Regions from separate parts of the Mus musculus genome. Here all the other regions are linked to region 1. Evidence: chromatin loops called from intact Hi-C (ENCODE). Cell type or tissue: heart. All regions are shown on one strand.

Region 1 (5,000 bases):
AGCTAAATTATGCCCATAATAATGATTAATGTTAATATAATTATTGATGTTAGTATTCAATATGGTATATTATATGATATAATATATTATATATACGCATTACACATATATGTACATATATTGTGAACACATATATAATAATATGTTTATGTTATACATAATGCTAATTATAATGTACTTCTTATTAAGATTAACTAACAACACCCTTCATTGGAAGCACAGTTCAGCCCTTCCCCAGTTGGGATGCAGGCACAAACGGCCAGTTTCTTCGATCCTCTGTGGCTGCTAAGATCCTCAATCCTAGGCATCTTCTAAAGTATCACCCTCGCTTTGCTTATAGAGACGGTAAATGATTCTTAGACTCTTGGGAAATATGGGCACATGGTTTTGTACTAATATTGTAACCACAGATTCAAGCTTTCTAATGTTTATAGATAAAAGACCACGATGCTATATTCCCAAACCTGTCACTTACAAAATTAGCATATAGACATCTGTATACATACATGTATGTAAATTGTCACTGAAAAGTAAAATCAAGGGCTAAGGAGATGGCTCAGGGACTAAGAGCACTGGCTGTTCTTCCAGAGGACTGGAGTTCAATTCCCAACACTCACAACCATCCACAACTCCAGTTCCAGGGGACCCAATAAACTCATTGGTCTTCTACAGGCACCAGAAAGTATACATACATGTACACAGGCAAAACACCCTGTACTGGCTGGTTTTGTATGTCAACTTGACACTGGCTGGAGTTATCACAGAGAAAGGAGCTTCAGTTGGGGAAATGCCTCCGTGAGATCCAGCTGTGGGGCATTTTCTCAATTAGTGATCAAGGGGGGAGGGCCCCTTGTGGGTGGGACCATCTCTGGGCTGGTAGTCTTGGGTTCTATAAGAAAGCAAGCTGAGCAAGCCAGGGGAAGCAAGCCAGTAAAGAACATCCCTCCATGGCCTCTGCATCATCTCCTGCTTCCTGACCTGCTTGAGTTCTAGTCCTGACTTCCTTGGTGATGAACAGCAGTATGGAAGTGTAAGCCGAAAGAAACCCTTTCCTCCCCAACTCGCTTCTTGGTCATGATGTTTTGTCCAGGAATAGAAACCCTGACTAAGACTCACTCATACACAGAAAATAAAATAAATCTTTTAAAAAGTAAAAAATGTGGGATAGAGAGAGAGAGTCAAGAATGCTTACCACTCTTGCAAAGGACTTGATTCCCAGGACTCATGCTGGGCAGCTCACAAGAGCCTGTAACTCCAGCTCTGTAGGGTCTGACTCCTCTGGCTCTACAGGCACCTGCACTCACATACACATACCAACATGCAGACAGGAATAGCCACATAATAAAATAAAATTAAAATAGGTCTTTAAAAAGCAATAAGCTATCTAACCTTTTGTGATCACCCAGGAGTCCCAAAACCTGGGATGGTCAAGTCCTCCAGCCTCACAGAAGGGATAATGTGGGGTTTGAATTTAGGAACGTATCAGCAAGTTAACTTTATTTTTGTGGGTTTGATTGTCAAAAGCACTGTGGGAGGTTGGGGAGAGGCCACAGCAGTGGCAGTCAGAATATGAGTGTGGCAGCATGAGGACAGGGAGGATCAGAGACAGAGATAGAGACAGAGACAGAGACAGAGACAGAGACAGAGACAGAGCCTCGGGGCCTATTCAGAGCTTGGCCAGAGTCCCTACCTGTTCCCTTACAGGCTCTGCTTTGTAAACTCCAGGCCAACAGTGTGTTATTATGGCAAGAGAGTCCCAACAGACGATGCTGTCACCTGATCAAATCGAATCAAAGTGAGGAGCAGTGAAGGACGGAGAAAGGAGGTACTACAAGGTGGTTGTGGTATGAAGAACAGAACAATGGTTGGTAAACCCACATCCATCTAGCTTTAGGATATCGATGTGCGCTTTAGATTTAAACTGAGGGTGAGTGAAGCAGAAGGGCAGAGGTTTGCATAACTAAAGAGTCCTGGCTAGGTGTGTCTGGTTGATCATTGTATCTGTTCTGTTTCTGGGGGGGGGGGCGGGTGAAAGAAGCCTTTCTTGCTTAAGGGGACATGCCAGCTCCCATAAAGTTCCTGCTTGAGGGTAATCTCATGATAAGGTGTCTTACCCATAAGGCTCTACTCTTCCTGTGATCCATGGTGACTTGCAAGTTTGGCCAATGTTGAGAGAGACCTGTGAATACCATTTAGGGTCTGGAATAGGACATTATGAGAGCTGACTGCTGGGTAAACTAACATCTGTGCCTTCTGTCTTGAAGAGGGGTGAGACTGGTTAGGTGTCACCAGTTTTTATATGGACATTCCTTGAGGGACTGACATGCCTGCACACTGAGTTAACCCGAAGTCTGACCCGAAGTTTTCAAACAAAGGAGATGGATGTGAAAGCAAGGCATAGATGCCAGGTGTCTGTCCTGCTTTTGTTATCTTGCAAGCCTGAGTGAGGAGTCAACTAGGACCTGCTGTAATGGGGACAAAGGCCCAGCCTTTGGGTGACTGAGGAAGGAAAGGCTGTCACTAGAAGCATGCATGTGGTCACTGAGGGTTGCATTCTGGCAAAGCAAGGACTCTGGAGTAGGGAAAGGCCACTAGGATTCCACTAAAACAAGCCAGGGAGATCAGCTCTAAGGAAAAAGGACCCTTCTGTGTATGTGAGTTTGCTCTACCATCCCCTGCTAGCTGGCCAAGGGTTTTCTTAAATTGAGGGATCCCAGAGCCTTGGGGGGGGGGGTGGACCTAATAGAAATGATAGGTGGATATCCCAAGCAACCCATAAGTCAAATTTGCCGTCTCCCTCAGGATGCAACGTGTGGCTCTGGGATGTCACTCTGCCACCCTGCCATGGTGGGGCATCTCACTAGCATAGTAAATGAAAGTCTCCAACCTTTATATTGATACACAGAATGAAACAAATAAATGAAATGTTAACAAGGTAGAAACAAAGAGGGGGGGGTGGAAACAGATATGCTATGCAATAAGAGTGGTGACCACCAAGTGGCACTGTTGCTCCAAACACATTTTGCCAACACCTTCCTAGAAATTCCACAAAGCAGCAAGAGTCCATGCACCGTATTCACAATGTCTTGTACAATCGTAAGAAGGATCCCATGAAGGTCTCCTCTCTGCTAGGCTCCCTGGAAAGACTTGCATTCCGTGTCACAGATGGGAAAAGTGAGGGTGTCCATGCTCTGCTGCCTGCTGCTGCTGCTGCTGCTGTGCTGCTCAGGGGAAAACGAGGGTGGCCTGGAGTGACTTAACCCCGAGGACACAGAGTGACTGGATGGTATAAAGGACCTAGGTAGCAGTAGCTGTCCCAGATCCCAGACTGGTTATTCTAAGACGCAGAAGAGATTAAAACACCTCTCAGCTCCATGCTGTGAAAGACAAAGGTGATTAGTTTCTTGTCTTTGCTTCCTGCCCCAAAATTGAAAAGAAAAAAAATCTTTTAAAGTGGACTAAGTAGAAAAGCATAAAGAAACAGATAAATCTATCACAATTCCCAACCATTTTTAGCACATGTGCCCTTCCCTGGGAAGATTAGAACCCTCACTGAGGCACCACCTAAACCCCCAGGTTCCTGCTCCAGGACAGGGCTGTGAGGGGACCTCACAAATTCACGATGGCCAGGCTCAAACAGTCGCTATTTGCCTTACCAGATCCTTTGTTGGCTGCATCTCAGTGTCCCCAGGAGATGGCAGCAGTGGGCTCCCCTGGCTATTGACTATTGATGGGGCTCTGCCTCTGGAGATTGCCTGGCAGGAGAAAATGAGGCCAGGGCTCTTAACTTCCTCAGACTTCCATCGGGTTGCTGTGGTTGCCTGGACAGGTGGGCAGCAGATGTACCCTTAGGCTATACTATGGCTAGACAACTCCTCCCCTCATCCCTGGAGTTCAGGGAGGTTAACGGGTCTTGCTGTTGTTAACCCCAAGGGTGTTTCATAGCCCCTTGCCGGTTTCTGTTAACTCTAGCCACACTGCTTGACTAGTTTCTGCCTTATAATTTCCTAGGTTACCTCATTGCCTCAGAAACAGACCTCTGGCAATGTCTATGAGGATGTCTCTAGAGACTCTAGGGAAGACCCACCCTGAATATGAGTAGCACCATTCCATGGGCTAGGGTCCCAGAAGGGGAGAGTGAGCAGAGCACCAGCAGTCTCCTCTCTGTCCCCACAGCATGGTGAGCCAGATCTGCATAGGAGGAGGGGCTCCCAGGACGTCAGCACCAGCAAAGTGTATAATGCCCAGTCAAGGCTGCCCACTGCCAGCTCTGCCTGGGACTACAGTCAAGATGGTCTTTAACTCAGGATCTCTCACAGGAGTGAATCAAAGGTTGTTGAAGATATACCATGAGCCAATCTGAGTAGACCTTGGGCCATCCTGGTTGTCCATGGCTTCTTGCAGTCACTGTCATTCTGCATGCTGAGACAACTGTGTGAATGCTTAGGAAGTCAATTGTGACTTGGGCAGAGGGAGGGACATGACAGGCAGCAAGAACCCAACCTAGACATTTATTTCCTCAAGTAACTCAAAAGTTTTGTTTTGGGGCTGGAGAGATGGCTCAGTGTTTAAGAGCACTGGCTGTTGTTCCAGAGGTCCTAAGTTCAATTCCTAGAAACTACATGGTGGCTCACAACCATCTGTAACGGGATCTGATACCCTCTTCTGGTGTGTCTGAAGACAGCTACAATTTACTCATGTACATAAAATAAATAAATATTTTTTTAGGAAAGTTTTATTTTAAGCATTTAGATTTAGTGTATCAAATATCCCTCTACCCCACTATCACCCAGGTGGCATGCTTCATTGCCACCCTCGTCCCGTTGTTGGGATAAGAGGACAGCAGTGGCACCAGGGCTATTATGTCCTATCTGCTTAGAAGTAGGGTTGGTCAGCCATCTGATGGCTAATGGCTTAAGCCTGGTCCACATGCCATCTGTAGGCCAGGAGTTACGGGACAGCACTGTCTAAACAGGAACAGAGCAGTGTAGCATCCTTCC
Region 2 (5,000 bases), 110 kb after region 1:
CACAATTGCATGGCGTTGCTGGCAGAGACTCCTAAACAGCCCTGGCCTCACGGAACTGCTTGCTTTTCAACACAGTGTCCCATGTGCCAGCTTGAAGGAAGAAAAATCCATATTTATATAAAGCTTTTTTTGATCTTAAAAAAAAAAAATCTATGTATGTCCTAGTAAATTTAGAGTGGAAAGGAAAGTACCAATCAGAATTAACCACTAAACACACCAGCATCTTATCTCCTTCCACTGTTCACGCATGGAGGCACATTGATGGGTGTCCCAGTGTATGTAGTTTGATACCTTTTTTTTTTTTTTTTTTGGAGGCAGATAAATGTACTACAGGTAAGGTAATATATTACATTGCATCTCTATGTAATATCCCTGGCTGTCCTGGATCTTGCTTTGTAGACCAGGCTGGCCTCCAACTCACAGAGATTCCCCCTGCCTCTGCCTCCTGAGTGCTGGGATTAAAGGCATGTGTCATATCTTTTTGTTTTGTTTTGTTTTGAAGTCAATGTGTTTATGGAACTTTCATTTACTTGAAGCACTTATAAACGTCAAAGAGCCTGGCAGGAAATTATATTAATGCTGTTCCAGTGGACGTGACCTGTGGTTAATGCTCCCCAGACATCACGGAATTCAACAGCAAGCAAACAAACAAAGCAAACTGCTGGTTAGGAGCCCAGTGAAAAAGAGCACTGGTGGTCTACCTCTTATCCTAGCACTCGGGAGCCTGAGGCAGGAGGATCACTAATTCAAGGCCAGCCTGAGCTACATACAGTAAGACATAGTTCAAAACAAAAACAATAAAAACAACCCCCCAAAAAATGCATAGAAAAGCGAGTAGAAGTCTCGGGACATTTAAAGCCTCATTTCTGCCCCAAAGAGCAAACATAGCCATGTAAAGTGGGGCTTTTCTCTGGGCTCTACTCAGATGTCTTCCTTCACTGAAGTGTCTTTTGGACCTTTCCAGCTTTGGTGGTGGGCCGTCCTGGGCTGAATGTAACCAAGGTGTCCTTAAGACCCTCTACTAGCTCTTCTGACTATCCCCACCCCCAGCCCCACCCCCGCCAAGGGTACAACCCTGATTTACTAATCTTATCCAAGACTAACCTGTAACAAAGTGCCCTCCTTCCTGAGTGATATCCATACCATTGATGGACCCAGACAAGGAGCCTTCCAACTCTCTGATTACTGATCCATCAAATACTTCCCAGTAAGCAATCTGGAACGTAGGAGAAGGAGTTAGACAGGAGTCAGTGCTGTAGAACCATCCACACACATGCTAACAAAAGATGCCTGCACTTTATATAGAAAGTAGCAAAAATACACCATGGGAGGGGACCAGTTGGAATTATAAATAGGCCATGGCGAGGGGGTGGAGGAACCATCTTATTATTCTTAGTATTGGTTTTGAAGTTTGCATGCTATTTAAAGAGATGTTGATATGCGATAAACCTGGGGTGACAGAGATTTTTGATAAGGCGAAGCAGATTGAGTCTGCTGCCCCGTGTAAAATAAAGAGCCACGGATGGGTCGGCTCCTGCGATCTGAGGAGGAGGGCTGAGCTGCAGGCCCAGTGGGAGGGAAAGTATGGGGAGTGAGAGTTCTGGAGACTGGGCTTTGCTAAGTCACTGGCTCCTCCCCTCCGCCCCGCCCCCCGCCCCGCCCCGCCCCCACCCCACCTGTCCTGTGACTGGACTGGATCTCGTCTTGCTCTACCACCACCACCACCAACAACAACAACCCCACCCACCTCCCATCTTTATCCACCGCCAAAGCCAAACTACAACTTGCTTTTCTGGACTAAACCAGCAACATAATTCCAGACTGCGAACACTATGTGAATAGCTGATAGACTGTTTAGGACATAATTAATGACCTTAAAAAAAAAAGTCTTGGGCATGTTGGGGAAAAAAAAAAAAGATTGGGTAAAGATGCAGTTCACCCCCAAGCCCCACCCCAAGCAATTTTCCAGGCATTCACAAGTGATTGGATCTGCAGACATGAAGCTCTAGGCAGTGGAGGGCCGCGGGCACCTACCTTCCTGTCTGTGCCACTGGTGATGATCTGGAATTCTTCCGGGTGGTAACAAACACACTGGAATAGGGTGTTGGCCAGGATCATCTGATTCCTTCTAAGTCGCCTGGAAGTAAATTCAAATGCTATGGAACCTGACTTTGCCCCCTCCTGCTCCCCCCCCCCCGAAAAAAAACCCTTATTTGTCACACAGTGTGCAGTTGGACAAGCTTGGAAGGGGTTGTTTTTTTTTTTTCTCTGACTTCTTATGCTAATCACACAATAGAACTTGGGTTTGGTGGGGTTTCTTGTTTGTTTGTTTTGGGTTTTGTTGTTTTCATTTTGTTTCTGTTTTTGTTTTTGTCGAGACAGATATCTGCAGAGCTGGAGAGATGGTTCAGTTAAGATCATGTACTGCTCTTGCAGGGGACCAAACTCAGGTTCCCAGAATAGGCATCAGGCCACTCACAATTGCCTATAAATTTATTCCAAGAAATCTGATGCCCTCTTTTGGCTAAACATGTATGTACATGTAATTTAAAAAAAAATTTTTTTAATAGACTCCTAGCTGCTTTATCCTGTACTTATGTCTTCTCCCACCAAATCTGTCACCAATTGTAAAAAGGCACAGGCAAAAGGTGATTCCCCTTCCTAAAGACACGGCATGAAACTAGAGCAACAGTAAACTCTAGACAGAAGGATGGAGAAGGTGCTGATTCAGGTCCAGCCCATCACCTCTCACACAAAAACCTGGATTCCCAAGGCCACCTTTGGAGTCACGTGGTAGTCCCTAGACTCTGAATGCCAAAGGGTGGGGAAAGCTTGTTTCAAAGGGATATTATTGGGCCCACCCGTTCTGATCTGGAGTCAGAAGGCTGGGATGGAAGGCCAGAGATCTGTATCTGAAGTCAGCCATTCCACTGACTGTTATGTGCACACAAGTTTGAGATCCCCTGCCTTAGACACCACAGAAAAACAGCATGTTTCAGACTTCAGCCAGCCATTCCACTGACTGTTATGTGCACACAAGTTTGAGATCCCCTGCCTTAGACACCACAGAAAAACAGCATGTTTCAGACTTTGGTGGACTCAGGAATATGCATAGACTTTTCCACCTAAACATCCCTAGGAAATCTAAAATGGTCTGAACTCTGAAACTTTTTGTCAGTATTGAAGGAAGGGAGGGAGGGAGGGAGGGAGGGAGGGAGGGAGGGAGGGAGAGAGAAGGTTTTGGAGGACTTGGGGATTTGAGATTAGGCTGCCTGACCAAGAAGCATGGCTGTATCTAGTGTTGCTGGTGGCTGTCTCACAGGCCCAGATCCTAGCTGAAAATGCACACTCTGCAATTTCTTCTTATACTAGAAGCTTTCAAACACAGTATTTGAGCTGACGATTTTTAAAGACTTTTGGCACATCTTAAATATTCCTGCTGCACAAAAGGAAGGTGTTAAAGATTTGAGCCGGTCACAAAAACCAGCCACTGATAAAAACTCAGATACCCCTTCTTGGTACATACTTTCCCAATGCAGAGGTCACATGTCTATGGGTATGGGCCTTGAATCAGTAACTCCACTTGGGAACTTATTAGACATGCAGAAACACAGGTATCATCTAAATGTATTCAATGAAAAGCTACATGCAGAGTTCTTGGGGGGTGCTTTGCCCGAGTGTGTGTGTGTGTGTGTGTGTTCCGATGTGCATGTGGAGGCCAGAAGTTGACATTGGTTGTCTTCCTCACTCGATCTCCACCTTGTATGTTTTTGAGGCAGGATCTCTCACTGACCCTCGAGCCCCTGGTTCAGCTACAGAAAGCCCAGGGATCCGCCTGCCACTGCCTCCCAAGTGCTGAGGCTCTAGGTGTGCACCAGTCAGGTTCGTGTGCTAAGACTTCACCATCTAGACTGTATCCACAGCCCTGCGTTCAGATTCCTAAGAAGTTAACCAAAAATGCTCTGCTTTTGCCTTCAGTCCTCGCTCCCCTCTCTCCAAGCAGGGACAGTTCAGCTGGGCATGGTGACACACACCCTCACTCACAGCCACTTGAGAGGCTGATGTGGAAGGATCTCTCGAGCCAAGGGATTCAAGACCAGTCTGACAGCACAATGGTACCCCATCTCAAAAAAGGAGGGACATAGTCTTTGACCAGCTGCATCCCTTTGCCCCTGTGTACTTAGCCTCTTTAGACAGTCATGCAAAGGCTGTGCATCCCAGGGGGAGCGATGGTTGGAGGAAGATTGGGGGAAAGGGTTTGGTTCCAAAATAAAAACATGGGGAAAAAAATCTACAGCCAAAAAATTTTTTTAAAATCATCTTTGAAAACTCTCTGAATGGCTCCTATGGTGAAGTTCACGTGTTTGAGGCTGAGTAGTTTGGCATTGACATCTTTGGGTCTGTGACTTACAGTGTAAGCAGTCTCTGGGAATGTGCCCCTCCCAGTGCCCCCTCCCCAGGCAGGCTCATGACCTAGCAGGATGACAAGAAGAACGTCTTGCCCTGTAACTTTCCTTGTTAATTTGCAACATTTAGGTTGAGTGGAGTCACATTAAGTCATGCGTCACCACATATATCTGGAAAACTACTTCCCTGTCTGCCCCAGAAACATCTGATATTCTTCCTGGAGACCATATTTTCCCTGTTGGAATCTATAGCCCTTGGATAGCCAAGGAGACCAAGGTCTTCTCAGAACCTTTTACTGCTGTGATGGTTAATCTTCATTGTCAACTTGCCTGGATTTAGCGTCACCTAGGAGATACACATTTGGGCACATCTGTAAGAATTTCTCCAGGCAGGGTCAGTTGAGTAGGAAAGGCCACCTGGATGCACTGTTCCTTTAACTAGGATTCTTGACTGGATAAGGAGGAGAGTGTGGGACTGGAGCTATGACTCGGTGGTTAAGGGCACAGGCTGCTCTTCCAGAGGACCAGGAAAACGGCGGTGTGCTTCCTAGCATCCACGTGGTTGCTCACAACCATCTATAACTCCAACTGCAG
Region 3 (5,000 bases), 590 kb after region 1:
TCTGGTCACCCAGAGCAAGGAGTCAGATGTGTTCAAGAATTCTCTCCTAGACCCTCTGATCTATAAAAGGGCAGCCAAGGGACCAGAGTCCATCAACAAGTGAAGGGATTGGAAAACTGTGACCGTGACTCTCCAGACTCCCCATCGCTGCCATTCAAGCCTCAGCTTCAGATGTTTCCCGCCCTGGCATCCACCCACATGCACTAGCCGTTTGGAAGCCTGCGTGGTTTATTTAGTGTGCAGACATTTATGGACTCCTTTGGCATGTCAGCCTTCAAGGACACGGAACTGGGCAGACACAGCTGTGGACTCATCAGGCTCTAAGCTTAGTGGGGAAGACAAATATTTAATAAACAACAGCATATGTGTCTGTGTGACCGCTATGCAGATAAGCAATACAAGTTAAGAGATGAGGCTGGAGAGATAGCTCAACAGTAGAAGGCACTTGATACTCATGTACAGGACTGGGATTCTGTTCCCAGCACCCACATGGTGACTCACAACCTCCTATACCTCCAGTTTCAGGGGACTGAATGGCCTCTTCTGGCCTCTGTGACCACCAGGCACACAAATGGTATGCATACATACACAGGGGGCACTCATACATACATAGAAGATAAAAGTAAATATAAACCTTAAAAAAAAGATGTACAGAGACTCTAGGGGCTGAGACTCTGGGCACAACTGGAGAATAGATACTTATGTTGAAACTTGAGGTTGGGGAAGGTATTAGTCAGGTAGGAGAGTAGAGGTTTTCCTTGGCAGGGACAGGGCAGGTAAAGGCTATGACCCTGGGGCAGCCTGGGGTGGTCAAGAAGCCAGTGTAGCAGTTAGCACATATTGATCACTGGCTATGTGTCCAGCCTGTTCTAAGAGCTAGAGTAGTACAGTGCTTCTAATGTCTCATTTCAGAAATGAGAAAACTGAGTCAAAAGGGGATCAAGTCACCCTGAAGTCACAATGCTACAAAGCATCAGAGTCACCATTTGGATACAGGGCATCTGACTTCAGGCCTAGATGCTCAGCCCTCTGGCAGAGCTCCTCCACAAAGATAGGAAGTCACCAGTGTCAATGGTAACACCATGTTAGGTGAATGTAAAAAGACAAAGTCACTCTCCCGCCATACCTGTAGAGCCTGGAAGGACAGCAGTGGGCTCAAAAAGGTGTTTTCTTTGTCAGCTGTGATGGATGCGGTTGTTGTGCCCGTGATGGGACCAGGGCTTGATGCATACTGGGTAAATAGCCTTCCACTGAGCTACGTCCTGAGCCAGAGAACAGTCTCTTTAAGAAAGAGAAAGAGGCTAACTTCTCAGAGTCATGAGAGAGGAAGCACGAGGGCAAGAATGGTGTCAGCATTGTCTCATTGTCTTAAACCGTGCTGACAGTTGTCAGCGGCGGGCAGCTCCTCATTGGTACTTCCTGTAGGCTGGGCCGTCTTTGGAGTGCACTGTGTTCTTTGAGTCATGTCAATATAACAACTTCATAAGGTCAGGGCTGCCCCTCTCTCCACTTCAGACATAGAGGTTCCACGACTTGCTGATGTTGCATTAAGGAGGTGGCAAGGCTGGGTTTCTTAACAGAGCTTGTCTAGGCTCTGCTTTTGTGGAGGCTGCTGAAACACAGCCCCATGGCTCTCACCTGATAGGGAAGCGCTGCCCCCCCCCCCAGGCTTAGGGGTGTGGTTATGGCCACCCTATCACACTGCCTCTCAAGTGCTTTCAAAGCTGCACGTAGGAGGGGAAATGGCGATGGAGGAACTGACCTGGGCTCACTCTGCATTTGGGGATGAAGAGCACTACTGCTGTGCTCAGCCCCAGGTGGGAATTATTCCCAGCCCCCCTTTGAGAGGACTCTACATAGAGTTCAGCCGCTCTGACTGTCACATCCACACATTCAAGGTGGAAGCGACTCGCCCACCATTGACCCTGGTGACATGTTCCCAAACATAGTGGAAAGAACTTTCCAGAAGGCTAGTGGCCCTCCTCAGATTTCATCAGAGGTCACCCTCTGAGACTTGGCTGTCCATCAAACCATCAAAGATGTGGGACACAGCTTCGGCTCAGAACCAGAATCTTGTGTGTTCTTTTGTTTTCTGGTTAGCCCAGCGGGCTGAAAGTCAGACCTGTTAGTACAGCAAAGTTGAATCTTCCACTCTTAAGAGCACAGTGTGCATGGACAAGCCTGGAGGTAGGTGGAAGGGAAGAGATGGCCTGGGAAGGCCTGGAGGTTGGGTTAAGGGAAGAGATGGTGGCCTGGAGCTGTGACAGCTGAGGTCAGTCAGACACTCCTCTTTCTACAACACTAGCACCCTCTAGTGGGGGCTGTCTCTATTTACACTGCAGGTTTCTGTGCCTTACTTAGGTGATATTTTCACTCAGCTCCAATTGAAATGTTTTGTTTGGTTTTTTTCAAGGCAGGGTTTTTCTGTGTAGATCTGGCTGTCCGGGACATTGCTCTGTAGATCAGGCTAGTCTTGAACTCAGAGATGTGCCTGCCTCTGCCTCCCGAGTGCACAACTAGATCTGGCCTCTCCAACTGAAATTTAACACGTCCTTGAATGATTATTATGGTAATTATTATTCATTAGACAAAAACACTACTTGTGATTTTTTTGCCCCCCCCCCCAGTAAGTCAGCATATTTTAAAGAAATATCGTATAACATTGGTTGGAAACAACAGGAAGTGTCATGTATATCTGTTACTACTGGCTACCAGAGATGTCATTCCAGCATGTAATTAAATACGTTAATAAAGAAGTGTACTGTGTGTGATGGCTGTAATCCCAGTACTCGGTTTCCCGAGCTTGAGGCCAGTTGAGGAATTCAGGCCAGCGAAGATCAGGGAGAGTGAAAGTTGGAGCTCACCACCACTCCTTGCCTTAGTCTGAAGTTCTGTTGTCTGTGGTTCTCCACATCCTGCTGGCTATGAGCAGGACAGTGGTGGGACTCCTCCCAGTGCTAATGAAGGTTGACATCAGGACTATCGGGGCTCCTCACTGATCACCTAGTTAGCACGGGGGAGGCTGGGGGTGGCTGAGTCTACTCTACAAAGGTGAAAGGCTTCCAGCTTTAGGATGAGCCAAGGTCTCTGCAAGTCCTGAAAGCCAGGCCACACCCTGCTGACCAATTCTCTTTCCAACCCCTGCCCTCAGTTGAGGCTCACCAGGAGTCTTGAGCCATCATGCTTTTTTTTAACTGACACATTTAACTTTCTAATTCATGACGTATCTTACATATCCTAAACGGTTAAGTAGCTGTTGTACCTATGTTCTCCACATTTGAAGTCACTTCACAATAGTGTCTTCTTTGTCCCCTTTCGTTTTCCAAAGCGGGGTTTCTCTGTGTAATAGAACCCTGGCTGTCCTGAGCTTGCTTAAGTGGACCAGGCTGGCCTTGAACTCACAGGGATCCTGCCTCTGCCTCTCAAATATTGGAATTAAAGATGTGTGCCACTAAAGCCTGCCATGGGGGCCATTCTTACTCAAACCACCACACTATCTGAGGGACTCCTTCCAAACACAATGCAATAAGCAGTGGAAGCTTCTGTTGCAACAACTCAAAACAACTGGTTAAGTCACAATAATTAGTGTGTGTGTGTGTGTGTGTGTGTGTGTGTGTGTGTGTGTGTATACATGTGTTGCTAGGGATTAAACCCTGTGCGTATACTAGGCAAATGCTCTATGCCTGAGCTACGTGCCCAGCAAGGTCTCACAGCAGAGGTGTTCCTAGTCTGCCCCACATCCCTCATTCTTGAATGGACGGAGGTGATGATCACCCCTTATGTTAAATGTCTCTGAGAAGAGGACAAACCCTCACTAAGGGAAAACAAATTGACTTCCATCTCCAAGGCTCTTGGATGCACTATCTGGGATACAATAAGAAAATATGGCACGTGTAGGGAGAGGAACGCATCACCAACAGTGAAGAAAAAGGGGCAGACAGCAGTGGGAGCCTTGCAGTGATCCAAAGTTTGGAATAAATAGATAAGAACTTTAAAATGGAGGTAGTAGGTATGTTGAATGGGACAACAAGGAAAGGCAAATGGGTAAGATTCCAGTGGAGAACTTGATGTTAACAATAATCAAGCAGGCATCTTAGAACAAAAATTATATTTGGAGATAAGAACTCATATTGTTGACAGCGTAAAGCAGGACTGGCGGGACCCAAGCGAGGCTTCTGTGCGCACAAACCAAAAGGAGATTCTCTTACACAAGTCAGTGAGTTCACCATGCATGAAATTCTCGAAGGATTAATACAAGTATTACTTTTAATGATTTATTTATTTTATGTATATGAGTATATCATTGCTTTCTTCAGACACACCGGAAGAGGGCATCAGACCCCATAGCAGATGGTTGTAAAGACAAACCCTCACACACACATCCATAGCACCATGTGGTTGCTGGGAATTGAACTCAGGACCTCTGGAAGAGCAGTCACTGCTCTTAATCACTGTGCCATCTCTCCAGCCTAATACAAGTATTATATTTTAAAAATAAGTTAGTTCAGTAGAGCTTCAGGATAGAAAGGCAATATTCAGATAGGTATGTTACACACACACACCTAGAACACTTAATCCCAGCACGCTAGAGGCAGAGGCGGAGGCGGAGGCGGAGGCGGAGGCGGAGGCGGAGGCGGAGGCGGAGGCAGAGGCAGGTGATCTCTGTAAATTCAAACTTAACTTGGTCTACAGAACAAGTTCCAGATTAGCCAGGGCTGTGTAGTGGAACCTGTCTCAAAGCAACAGCAAAATAAATGACAAAGAAGATGGATGGTTCCTGAGGGAAAATACCTGCGATTGACCTCTGACCTCTACCTTCAGTCCCATACGTGTGCACACTCACATATGCACCCACACAAACACACACACACACACACGCATGAACACACATCCTCATAAACACACACCCATGAACACATACATTCATGAACACACACACATGAACACATACATCCATGAACACATACATCCATGAACACACACACACATGAATACATACA

The links. Peaks named below come from ENCODE experiments on the same cell type or tissue, not always from the same donor. Only the 100,000 strongest peaks of a DNase experiment are listed, where the experiment ranks them.
Region 2: a loop joins it to region 1, with 6 times the contacts of the local background. A loop is called at or near these places in 17 of 42 quality-filtered maps.
Region 3: a loop joins it to region 1, with 5 times the contacts of the local background. A loop is called at or near these places in 11 of 42 quality-filtered maps.

The regions. Positions count from the first base shown.
Region 1 is chr11:67,816,682-67,821,681 of GRCm38, forward strand. It overlaps Gm40032 (a long non-coding RNA gene), which reads right to left. Exons shown (of 3, transcript XR_879959.2): 3 at 1,201-1,294. Among named protein-coding and RNA genes, the nearest start is that of Dhrs7c, 21 kb to the left of the region's middle. In heart, CTCF peaks have their summits at 3,004 (motif pointing right) and 3,693 (motif pointing right); no DNase peak of the experiment used is centred here; H3K4me3 peaks cover 472 bases; H3K27ac peaks cover 297 bases.
Region 2 is chr11:67,925,275-67,930,274 of GRCm38, forward strand. Cfap52 (cilia and flagella associated protein 52) reads right to left here. Exons shown (of 14, transcript NM_027963.2): 12 at 2,035-2,137; 13 at 1,105-1,216. Among named protein-coding and RNA genes, the nearest start is that of Usp43, 5.6 kb to the left of the region's middle. In heart, a CTCF peak has its summit at 2,508 (motif pointing left); no DNase peak of the experiment used is centred here.
Region 3 is chr11:68,406,055-68,411,054 of GRCm38, forward strand. It overlaps Gm31954 (a long non-coding RNA gene), which reads left to right. Exons shown (of 4, transcript XR_879961.3): 4 at 1-520. Among named protein-coding and RNA genes, the nearest start is that of Gm31954, 9.1 kb to the left of the region's middle. In heart, a CTCF peak has its summit at 2,317 (motif pointing left); a DNase peak (open chromatin) is centred at 2,287; H3K27me3 peaks cover 752 bases.